Linked DNA regions of Homo sapiens: region 2 is linked to region 1. A link is an interaction called in ENCODE POLR2A ChIA-PET data of the cell type or tissue named here. Cell type or tissue: Caco-2. All regions are shown on one strand.

Region 1 (5,000 bases):
GGTCTGTGACCCCAGCTTGCTGTCCTCTGTGGGGTCTGTCCCCGCTGCTCACTGTCCTCTGTGGGGTCTGTGCCCCCTGGCTCGCTGTCCTCTATGGGGTCTGTGCCCCCTGGCTCGCTGTCCTCTGTGGGGTCTGTCTCCCCGGCTCTCTGTCCTCTGTGGGGTCTGTGCCCCCTGACTCGCTGTCCTCTGTGGGGTCTGTGCCCCCTGGCTCGCTGTCCTCTGTGGGATCTGTCTCCCTGGCTCGCTGTCCTCCATGGTGTCTCTCCCCCCGGCTCGCTGTCCTCTGTGGGGTCTGTCCCCGCTGCTCACTGTTCTCCATGGGGTCTGTCTCCCCGGCTCTCTGTTCTCTGTAGGGTCTGTGTCCCCCGGCTCGCTGTCCTCCATGGGGTCTGTCCCCGCGGCTCGCTGTCCTCCGTGGGGTCTGTCCCCGCGGCTCGCTGTCCTCTGTGGGGTCTGTCCCCCTGGCTTGCTGTCCTCTGTGGGTTCTGTCCCCCTGGCTCACTGTCCTCTGTGGGGTCTGTCCCCCTGGCTCGCTGTCCTCCGTGGGGTCTGTGCCCCCCGGCTCACTGTCCTTGGTGGGGTCTATCCCCACTGCTCACTGTCCTCTGGGCAGTCTGACCCCCTGGCTTGCTATCCTCCATGGGGTCTGTCCCCCCGGCTCGCTGTCCTCTGTGTGGTCTGTGCCCCCCGGCTCGCTGTCCTCTGTGGGGTCTGTCCCCGCTCCTCACTGTCCTCCGTGGGGTCTGTGCCCTCCGGCTCGCTGTCCTCGGTGGGGTCTGTCCCGGCTGCTCACTGTCCTCTGTGCGGTCTGTCCCCCCGGCTTGCTGTCCTCCATGGGATCTGTGCCCCCAGCTCACTGTCCTCTGTGGGGTCTGTGACCCTGGCTCGCTGTCCTCTGTGGGGTCTGTGCCACTCGCTCGCTGTCCTCTGTGGGATCTGTGACCCCTGGCTCACTGTTCTCTGTGGGATCTGTCTCCCCGGCTCGCTGTCCTCCATGGTGTCTCTCCCCCCGGCTCGCTGTCCTCTGTGGGGTCTGTCCCAGCTGCTCACTGTCCTCCGTGGGGTCTGTCTCCCCGGCTCTCTGTCCTCTGTAGGGTCTGTGCCCCCCGGCTCACTGTCCTCCGTGGGGTCTGTCTCCCTGGCTCTCTGTCCTACATGGGTTCTGTCCCCACGGCTCGCTGTCCTCTGTGGGTTCTGTCCCCCTGGCTTGCTGTCCTCCGTGGGGTCTGTGGCCCCTGGCTCACTGTCCTTGGTGGGGTCTATCCACACTGCTCAATGTCCTCTGGGCAGTCTGACCCCCTGGCTTGCTATCCTCCATGGGGTCTGTCCCCCCGGCTCGCTGTCCTCTGTGTGGTCTGTGCCCCCCGGCTCGCTGTCCTCTGTGGGGTCTGTCCCCGCTCCTCACTGTCCTCCGTGGGGTCTGTGCCCCCCGGCTCGCTGTCCTCGGTGGGGTCTGTCCCGGCTGCTCACTGTCCTCTGTGCGGTCTGTCCCCCTGGCTTGCTGTCCTCCATGGGATCTGTGCCCCCAGCTCACTGTCCTCTGTGGGGTCTGTCCCCCTGGCTTGCTGTCCTCTGTGGGGTCTGTCCCCCTGGCTTGCTGTCCTCTGTGGGGTCTGTCCCCCTGGCTTGCTGTCCTCTGTGGGGTCTGTCCCCGCTGCTCACTGTCCTCTGTGGGGTCTGTGCCCCCAGCTGGCTGTCCTCGGTGGGGTCTGTCCCCGCTGCTCACTGTCCTCTGTGCGGTCTGTCCCCCCGGCTTGCTGTCCTCCATGGGATCTGTCTCCCCAGCTCACTGTCCTCTGTGGGGTCTGTCTCCCTGGCTCACTGTCCTACATGGGGTCTGTCCCCGTGGCTCGCTGTCCTCTGTGGGGTCTGTCCCCCTGGCTTGCTGTCCTCTGTGGGGTCTGTCCCCGTGGCTTGCTGTCCACTGTGGGGTCTGTCCCCCGGGCTTGCTGTCCTCTGTGGGGTCTGTCCCCGCTGCTCACTGTCCTCTGTGGGATCTGTCTCCCCAGCTCGCTGTCCTCTGTGGGGTCTGTGCTCCTCGCTCGCTGTCCTCTGTGGGGTCTGTGCCCCCTGGCTCACTGTCCTCTGTGGGGTCTGTCCCCGCTGCTCACTGTCCTCTGTGGGGTCTGTCCCCCTGGCTCGCTGTCCTCCGTGGGGTCTGTACCCCCGACTCGCTGTCCTCTGCGGGGTCTGTGCCCGACTCGCTGTCCTCGGTGGGGTCTATCCCTGCTGCTCACTGTCCTCTGTGGGGTCTGTGCCCGCTGCTCACTGTCCTCCGTGGGGTCCGTGCCCCCCGGCTCGCTGTCCTCTGTGGAGTCTCTGCCCCCTGGCTCGCTGTCCTCTGTGGGGTCTGTCTCCCTGGCTCGCTGTCCTCCGTGGGGTCTGTCCCCGCTGCTAATTGTCCTCCGTGGGGCCTGTGTCCCCTGGCTCGCTGTCCTCCATGGGGTCTGTCCACCTGGCTCGCTGTCCTCCGTGGGGTCTGTGCCCGCTGCTCGCTGTCCTCCATGGGGTCTGTCCCCCTGGCTCGCTGTCCTCCGTGGGGTCTTTCCCTGCTGCTTGCTGTCCTGCGTGGGGTCTGTCCCCTCGGCTCGCTGTCCTCCGCGGGGTCTGTCCCCGCTGCTCACTGTCCTCCGTGGGGTCTGTCCCCGCTGCTCGCTGTCCTCCGTGTGGTCTGTACCCCCGGCTCGCTGTCCTCCGTGGGGTCTGTCCCCGCTGCTTGCTGTCCTCCGTGGGGTCTCTTCCCCCGGCTCGCTGTCCTCCATGGGGTCTGTCCCCCGGTTTGCTGTCCTCTGTGGGGTCTGTCCCCGCTGCTCGCTGTCCTCCGTGTGGTCTGTCCCCCCGGCTCGCTGTCCTCCGTGGGGTCTGTCCCCCTTGCTCACTGTCCTCTGTGGAGTCTGTACCTCCAGCTTACTGTCCTCCGTGGCGTCTGTCCCCGCTGCTCATTGTCCTCCGTGGGGTCTGTCCCCCTGGCTCACTGTCCTCTGTGGAGTCTGTCCCCGCTGCTCGTTGTCCTCTGTGGGGTCTGTCTCCCTGGCTTGCTCACATTTTCTCTAATTTGGATGTATTACTTTTTCCAATCATCCTTTCCAGCTCTTGGTGCACAGTTTCGACCTGAAGTCTTCAGTCTTCTCAAAGTTCTTCAGTGTTTTCTTTTTTCTCTCACAGACTCTCCACCTTTCTGTTCTGAAATCCTGACAGATGAACGTGTTGTCTCCAGGCTCAAGGCTCAAGGCCGCTGAGCGATTCCCCTCTTCTCCTCTCTAAGATCTGTGGTCCTTCCTGGATTTGATATTCCAGGTTTTACCAATGTGACTTGGCGACATCATTTCTGTTTGTTGGCACTTTCATTTGGGTTTTGTTTTTAACTGGGAATTGTGTTTTTAATGTACAGGGTTGTCTTTCTGTGTTTCTATTTCCTTCCTTGGTAACTTTGACTTTTCTTTCTTTCTTTTTTTTTTTTTTGAGATGGAGTCTCCCTCTGTTGCCCAGGCTGGAATGCAGTGGTGCAATCTTGGCTCACTGCAGCCTCGACCTCCCAGGTTCAAACGATTCTCATGCCTCAGCCTCCCGAGTAGCTGGGATTAGAGGCATGTGCCACCATGCCCTGCTAATCTTTGTATTTTTAGTAGAGACAGGGTTTCGCCGTGTTGCCCAGGCTGGTCTGGAACTCCTGACCTCAGGTGATAGGCACGCCTCGGCTTCCCACAGTGCTGGGATTACAGGCGTGAGCCCCCGCGCCCGGCCAAAGAACCATGGTCCTGTTTCATAACTGTGAGTCTCTCGGGTCTCCCAGAGACATTCTTGTGTGACTCAAGCCCCAGGGTCCTGTGGCCCCGCATCCGCCTGGTGTCACATTTAGAGGACCAGGGAGGAGCCACCAAAGGCAGCGCAGAGCCACTGTATCATGGACGTTCACGACTGCAAGAACGAAGAATTGTTAACTATTTCTCAATGTCTCTCTTCTCAAAGAAATACATTTAATATCAACTTCATTTTCTGAAGGTTTTTTCCCAAAGAGACAACAAGGACTTTGAGCGAGGCATAACGTGGCGAAGCTTCCTAACCCTCCTCTGTAGAGACCGCCCAGCCCCTCAAGATCAACCCCCCACCCCGTAGCGGCCGTTGAGTGTCTTTCACTGCCGCTCTGTGACACCACGTCCCTCCCACCCCTGCCGCCCTCCCCACCTGACTGGCCAGGAGCAGCCGCAGCGTGTTCAGAACCTCCCAGCCACTGTCCACCCGGGCGGAGACCCCAGCCCCGCGTGGCTGGACGGGCTTCCCTGTCCTGTGGAAGGGGAGACACACAGGACCCTGTGAAGTGAGCTCTCGGGTCCTGCTCCTCTGGGAAGCTCAGAGAAGCCTCTCAGGGAGGATCTGGCAGGTTTCAGTGTTGCACCAGTGAGTAACGGCTCACGAGCTCTTCAGGCATTGCCTCAGTTTCTCACAGGCGCAGCCCTCTGCTCAGTGTGGCCTCTTTCTGACGTGGGTTTTCTTCTTGCACCTGGGGAGTCCTGGGTGGGCCTGTGTATTCGTGAACGGGTTGTGGGACCTGTCGCTGTGTGGGGGCTGTCGAGCACTCCCCAGAACGTAACAAATCCTCAGGGGAACTGATGGGCGGTCGCGCGGGCACTGGGTCCTCCACACCCTGGAGAGCCGTTTTCCGTTGCCACTCGGCTCTGGCCGGGGTCACATTCTGCAGCATGTCTGTTCATTCCCCTGGGCGGGGCCCTGCACCGACTCCAGCCCAGCCCCTGCTCCCTCTGCGGGGAACGTGGCCCCAGGCAGTGCTGGGCCATTGGCTGTCAGTGCTGGTCCTGGCGGCTGCATTCCCAGTCCCCTTGGTCTCTGTGACAGTGGGCGGGGCCGGCCCTCCCAGGATCTGACGGCGCAGGTCCTCCCCTTCTGTGTCCTGCAGATGGACACCCGCTCCGGGAGCCAGTGTTCCGTCACCCCAGAAGCCATACTCAATAATGAAAAGCTGGTCTTGCCGCCCCGCA
Region 2 (5,000 bases), 390 kb after region 1:
TAGGCTGAGGGGATGTCAGACATGAGGGGACCAGGAGGGCACCCTCTAGGCTGAGGGGATGTCAGACAGGAGGGGACCAGGAGGGCGCCATCCAGGCTGAGGGGATGTCAGACATGAGGGGATCAGGAGGGCACCCTCTAGGCTGAGGGGATGTCAGACAGGAGGGGACCAGGAGGGCGCCATCCAGGCTGAGGGGATGTCAGACAGGAGGGGACCAGGAGGGCGCCCTCTAGGCTGAGGGGATGTCAGACAGGAGGGGACCAGGAGGGCGCCATCCAGGCTGAGGGGATGTCAGACAGGAGGGGACCAGGAGGGCGCCCTCCAGGCTGAGGGGATGTCAGACATGAGGGGATCAGGAAGGCACCCTCTAGGCTGAGGGGATGTCAGACAGGAGGGGACCAGGAGGGCGCCCTCTAGGCTGAGGGGATGTCAGACAGGAGGGGACCAGGAGGGCGCCCTCCAGGCTGAGCGGAGACTTTTACTCTGTGATTGACAACAGTTCCTGGGCAATCCTAGATCAGTAGTCAGAAAACCTTAACTGGAAAAGAGAATGCATGGCGTTTTCATTTCTCTGAGGAAGCCGAGAAACTTTAATTAGGTGACGGGGTTCCGAGCACTTAAGCAGATGGGGTGCGGTGAAGGCCCAGGGAGGAGGAGGGCAGGGAGGTGCACGTCCTCTGTGCCCCACACACTTTCAACCACTGCAACAAACAAGCACCCAAGAGAGGCTGTGCGGCAGAGCCCTGCACCCACAGGCCTTTGACAGCACAGTGAGGGGCCTCCGCACGTGGCCTCGGGACGCTCACTCGACGCACACCCGGTGCATCACACTGGCACCTAAAGACAGGCCGTGCAGCTAAAAGGAGCACGTGTGGCCAAGGAGAGCAATCAGCTGTCCCGCGTTTCTAAAGGCAGGGACCGAGGCTGTGGAGGGGCGAGCAGGGCAGGCCGGCGGAGGCTACTTGAGCAGCTTGGCCACGTTCAGGCTGGGCACCACAATGTCCTTGAAGAGGGGCACGTAGCTGGGGCTGGCCTGTGCTGGGCCCTGCTCCAGGGTCTCCATGATGGTCTGCTTCATGTCACGGCTGGCGTCCCCACGCACAGCCAGCAGCGCACCGATGTGGTCATCCCTGGGGATGGGGAGATGTCAGCCCATGCCCACTTAGCAGCCCTGTGATGCACCACGCTGCCAGGGACTCACGGCTTCACCACCCCAGCTGACAGAACACAGGGGGTGAGGACCGCTGCAGACAAATTGCACCTTTCCCTTTTCAGCGGGAGACAAGCCTGCATTTTCATCTTACTCTGTCTTTTCTCAATCCAATTGCAGAAAGATTTTTCAACACTGCTTTTATAAATCTTTGTTCCGGCCCAACCAGAGGGGAGACCGTGGAGAGCTCAAGACCCCGTTTTTCCACGTTTAACCAGCGAGATGATGGGACGGAGGTGACGCGGCTGCAGCCATGGAGGTGGCCCCTTGGGGAAGTGGCAGGTGCCCTGAGACAGGGGCCGCAAAGGCTGGCCTGGGGCCTGGAGCCAGCATGGTGGAGGGGGGACGTGCGTGGGTCCCCTTCCCTGGACCTGGTACTGGGGACTCCCTGTAATCACGTCCTCGGAAGGTGTCTGGTCCAAGCTGCACTTGGGCCCTCCCGAGTCCACCATGAGCACAGAGGAAACTTCCTAAACTCGCCCCACTGAGGCCACTCCACAGCCCAAATCTTCCCCACCACACACAGCAGAGCTGTCACAGCCCCGCCCCCACCCCACTGTCCCCACCCGGGATGTGCCCCTCGAGCTCCACCCACCCACACTGTAGCCCAGGCCAGGTGGAAGGCAGCACAGAAGCAGCTCTGCTCCCTGCGCCTGGGCCCCGCTGTGCCGCACCTGAACCCTTGCCGTGCTGCAGGGCTGAACTTGCGAACCAGGAGCCCCACCCGCCCCAGACAGAAGGAGGGACCTGCCGCTCCACTCCAGGATTCTAAGGCAGGATTCTAAGACGTGCATCCCTTACCTGATGTCTGGATACTTGCTGACCAGAGTGGAGACCTCCAGGTAGAGCAGAGAAGGGTCTGTCAGCTTGATCACTTCGGCCACAGCCACGATGGTGTCGCAGTATCCGTCCACGTCTTCCCCGAAACCCTGGAAGGCAGCAGCAATGTGAGGAGCCGCCCTCGGCTGTCCCGCGGCGCTGGGAGCAGCTGGATTCTGGCTGAGCCCCTTCCTGACTGGGAACCTCCCTCTTCACCTGACTCCTCAGGATCTACTCTGAAAGCTCAGTGACAGGGCCAGGGGTCTGGGGTGAGGGCGAGACCGTGGGAGGCAGCCAGCACCTCGCAGCGCAGGACAGACTGGGAAGCGTCCGTCAGGGAGCTGTGGGCGGCCTCGGGAAGCCGGCGGGGCCGGCGCGTCTACCTCTGTGGACATTCGTGTCCAACCACAAGGTCAGGCAGGACCTGGACCCAGGCTCCCCCCGCCTGACAAACACACGACACACTCCCATCTACTGGCCCGAGTCCCGGGGTGGAGGCTGAACAGGGCCGCGGAGCGACAGGCCTTCTCCAGCCCGGACCTGCGCGACACTCACGGACGCCAGCTTCCGGAACAGGAAGCGCAGCTGCTCTGCCTCCCTAACCATCTTCTCGGCACCCTCCTTGCGCTCCTCCGGGCTCCGGAAGGAAATGCGCTTCTGCATGACCGCCCGCAGGTACTCCACCACCACGCGCCGGTGCGCCTCGGCCGTCATCCTCTGGGGAGACACGCGCGGTCAGCGGCAGGCTCCACGGCTCTGGCGGCCAGGAGCACCCTCATTGAAACCCAGGCTGGGGCTCCCGGTGGCTCCCCGGAGGCTCTGAGCCCACTCCTCCTCGCTCCGCCACGGCTCTGGCATCTCACCGCAGAGGAGGAGCGGGGGCTCAGTGGGGGAACAGTGACGGTGACCTGGACCCCCGCACCAGGCCAGCTCCGGCCCCCAGCAGGACAGACGCGGGCGAGGCAGTGCCGCGCATGAGCACTCGGTCCACAGACAGGCCCGTGTCAGTGGCTGCTGCTGTCCTTTGATAACGACCGCAGCATCTGGAAAACGCGGCAGGCACTTTGGAGGAAAGAGGAACCTGGGTCCTGCAGGAAGGAGGGTCTGAAGCGGAAAGAAATCCCTGGGGCCTCAGGGAGTGAGTGGAAGGCAAGGAGCTAAGACGGGGCACGCGGGCCTCTCCGGGAACCATGGCTCCCTCCACCTCGAGGGCCATGCCACAGGGCCCCGGCCATTCTCACCAGAGCCCCGTCCCAGGGAGGTGGCGTCCGCAGAGCCTATTGCCTCCCTTGGGCTGATAGGACAACAAGTGAACGTTCACTCACGGAGGGACTCGCTGGATGCTGAATTCTGAGCAGGGTGAGAGGTGAGCCCTAGCGTCAAGGTGATGAGGGAACTAGGTCCCACCTTCTTACCTTCTTATACGGCTTTTTAATTTTGGCAAAATCGTTGAAATAGTCTTCCACGGTGACACAGATAATGTCTACAGCGTTTGACCCTAATAGCCACTTCTTCGTCATCAATTCATTCAGATGTTGCTGAAAAGCAGAAACAGATCATAGAAATCATCACCTCAACGTCCCACGAGAGCCGAGTGCATGTGGGAGGGAGGCACTTCCTCACCTCAACGCCCCACGAGAGCTGCGTGCAGTGTGGGAGGGAGGCACTTCCTCACCTCAACGCCCCACGAGAGCTGCGTGCAGCGTGGGAGGGAGGCACTTCCTCACCTCAACGTCCCACGAGCACTGAGTGCGTGTGGGAGGGAGGCACTTCCGTGCATCTTTGCTACGTCACACTGCTTTTCTAATTACAACAGCAATGCGCACTCAGGTAAAAATTTGATTATATAATCTGCAAATGTGTACTTTAAGTATAGGAGATTTATACTACAATTTCTGTGATGAGCTTCCCAAAATGACATGTTAAAGATGGAAATATCTGTGCATGTATACATTTTACCTTTAGTGGCTACATATATTTATCGTATTTATTTGCCCAATTCTCTATTGATGGACATTTAAATTTTTTTCACATTTTGCAATAATGCAACAGTGAATCTGTATAATTCTGATGAAATTCCTTAAAGTTGAATTTTTCAGTCAAAAAGTATACACATTAAAACCAATAAAAGTATACAAATTAAAACTCCAATAAAAGTATACAAATTAAAACTCCAATAGAAGTGTACAAATTAAAACTCCAGTAAAAGTTACAGATTAAAACTACAATGGCTGTATTTCCAAGCTGCCCTCAAAAACCCAACCCAGTTCAGGCCCACACAGAATACAAACAGCCCCTTTTTCCCACACCCTCAACAAGCCTGAACAGCATCCACGTCTCCGGCTCCTGCCATCCTGCTGAGCAGCAGGTCCTGTTGAGCATTCATTGCTTCGAGGATAAGATCGGGCGTCTAGTTTCACGATGAGGACACTGGTGTTGCTTTTAATGTGAGGTGGCCGTTCATGTCTTTTGCCCATTTTTCTATATATTCTTTTTAAATTTTGAAATAATTTCAAATGTAAATATTTTCTTCTTGCTAAGTCATATTTGCGAAAGTTACAAGTGTCTGCCTCTTTGGGGACACTTCCACACACATTTCTGTTCTCTTGCACAACCAGACACTGATGAATCAGCAACCAATCCCACCCCTCATCCCAGGAACCCCTTTCCAGCAGGACCACCAGATGGCCATGGTCTTATTATTTTGTTGTTGTTGTTGTTTTGAAATGGAGTTTGCTCTTGTTGCCCAGGCTGGAGTGCAATGGCGCGATCTCTGCTCACTGCAACCTCCACCTCCCGGGTTCAAGCAATTCTCCTGCCTCAGCCTCCCAAGCAGCTGGGATTACAGGTATGCGCCACCACACCCAGGTAATTTTGTATTTTGAGTAGAGATGGGGTTTCTCCATGTTGGTCAGGCTGGTCTCGAACTCCCAACCTCAGGTGATCCGCCTACCTTGGCCTCCCAAAGTGC

The links. Peaks named below come from ENCODE experiments on the same cell type or tissue, not always from the same donor. Only the 100,000 strongest peaks of a DNase experiment are listed, where the experiment ranks them.
Region 2: POLR2A ChIA-PET joins it to region 1 with 8 read pairs; 2 of 35 experiments call an interaction of 5 or more read pairs at or near these places.

Annotation. Positions count from the first base shown.
Region 1 is chr5:850,521-855,520 of GRCh38, reverse strand. ZDHHC11 (zDHHC palmitoyltransferase 11) reads left to right here and starts at 4,535. Exons shown (of 13, transcript NM_024786.3): 1 at 4,535-5,000. The coding sequence starts at 4,919. RefSeq lists an enhancer at 4,542-5,000. In Caco-2, no CTCF peak of the experiment used is centred here; a DNase peak (open chromatin) is centred at 4,840; H3K4me3 peaks cover 540 bases; H3K27me3 peaks cover 280 bases.
Region 2 is chr5:462,857-467,856 of GRCh38, reverse strand. It overlaps EXOC3 (exocyst complex component 3), which reads right to left. Exons shown (of 13, transcript NM_007277.5): 10 at 3,445-3,567; 11 at 2,585-2,746; 12 at 2,012-2,139; 13 at 567-1,130. The coding sequence ends at 959. Among named protein-coding and RNA genes, the nearest start is that of SLC9A3-OT1, 7.6 kb to the left of the region's middle. In Caco-2, no CTCF peak of the experiment used is centred here; no DNase peak of the experiment used is centred here.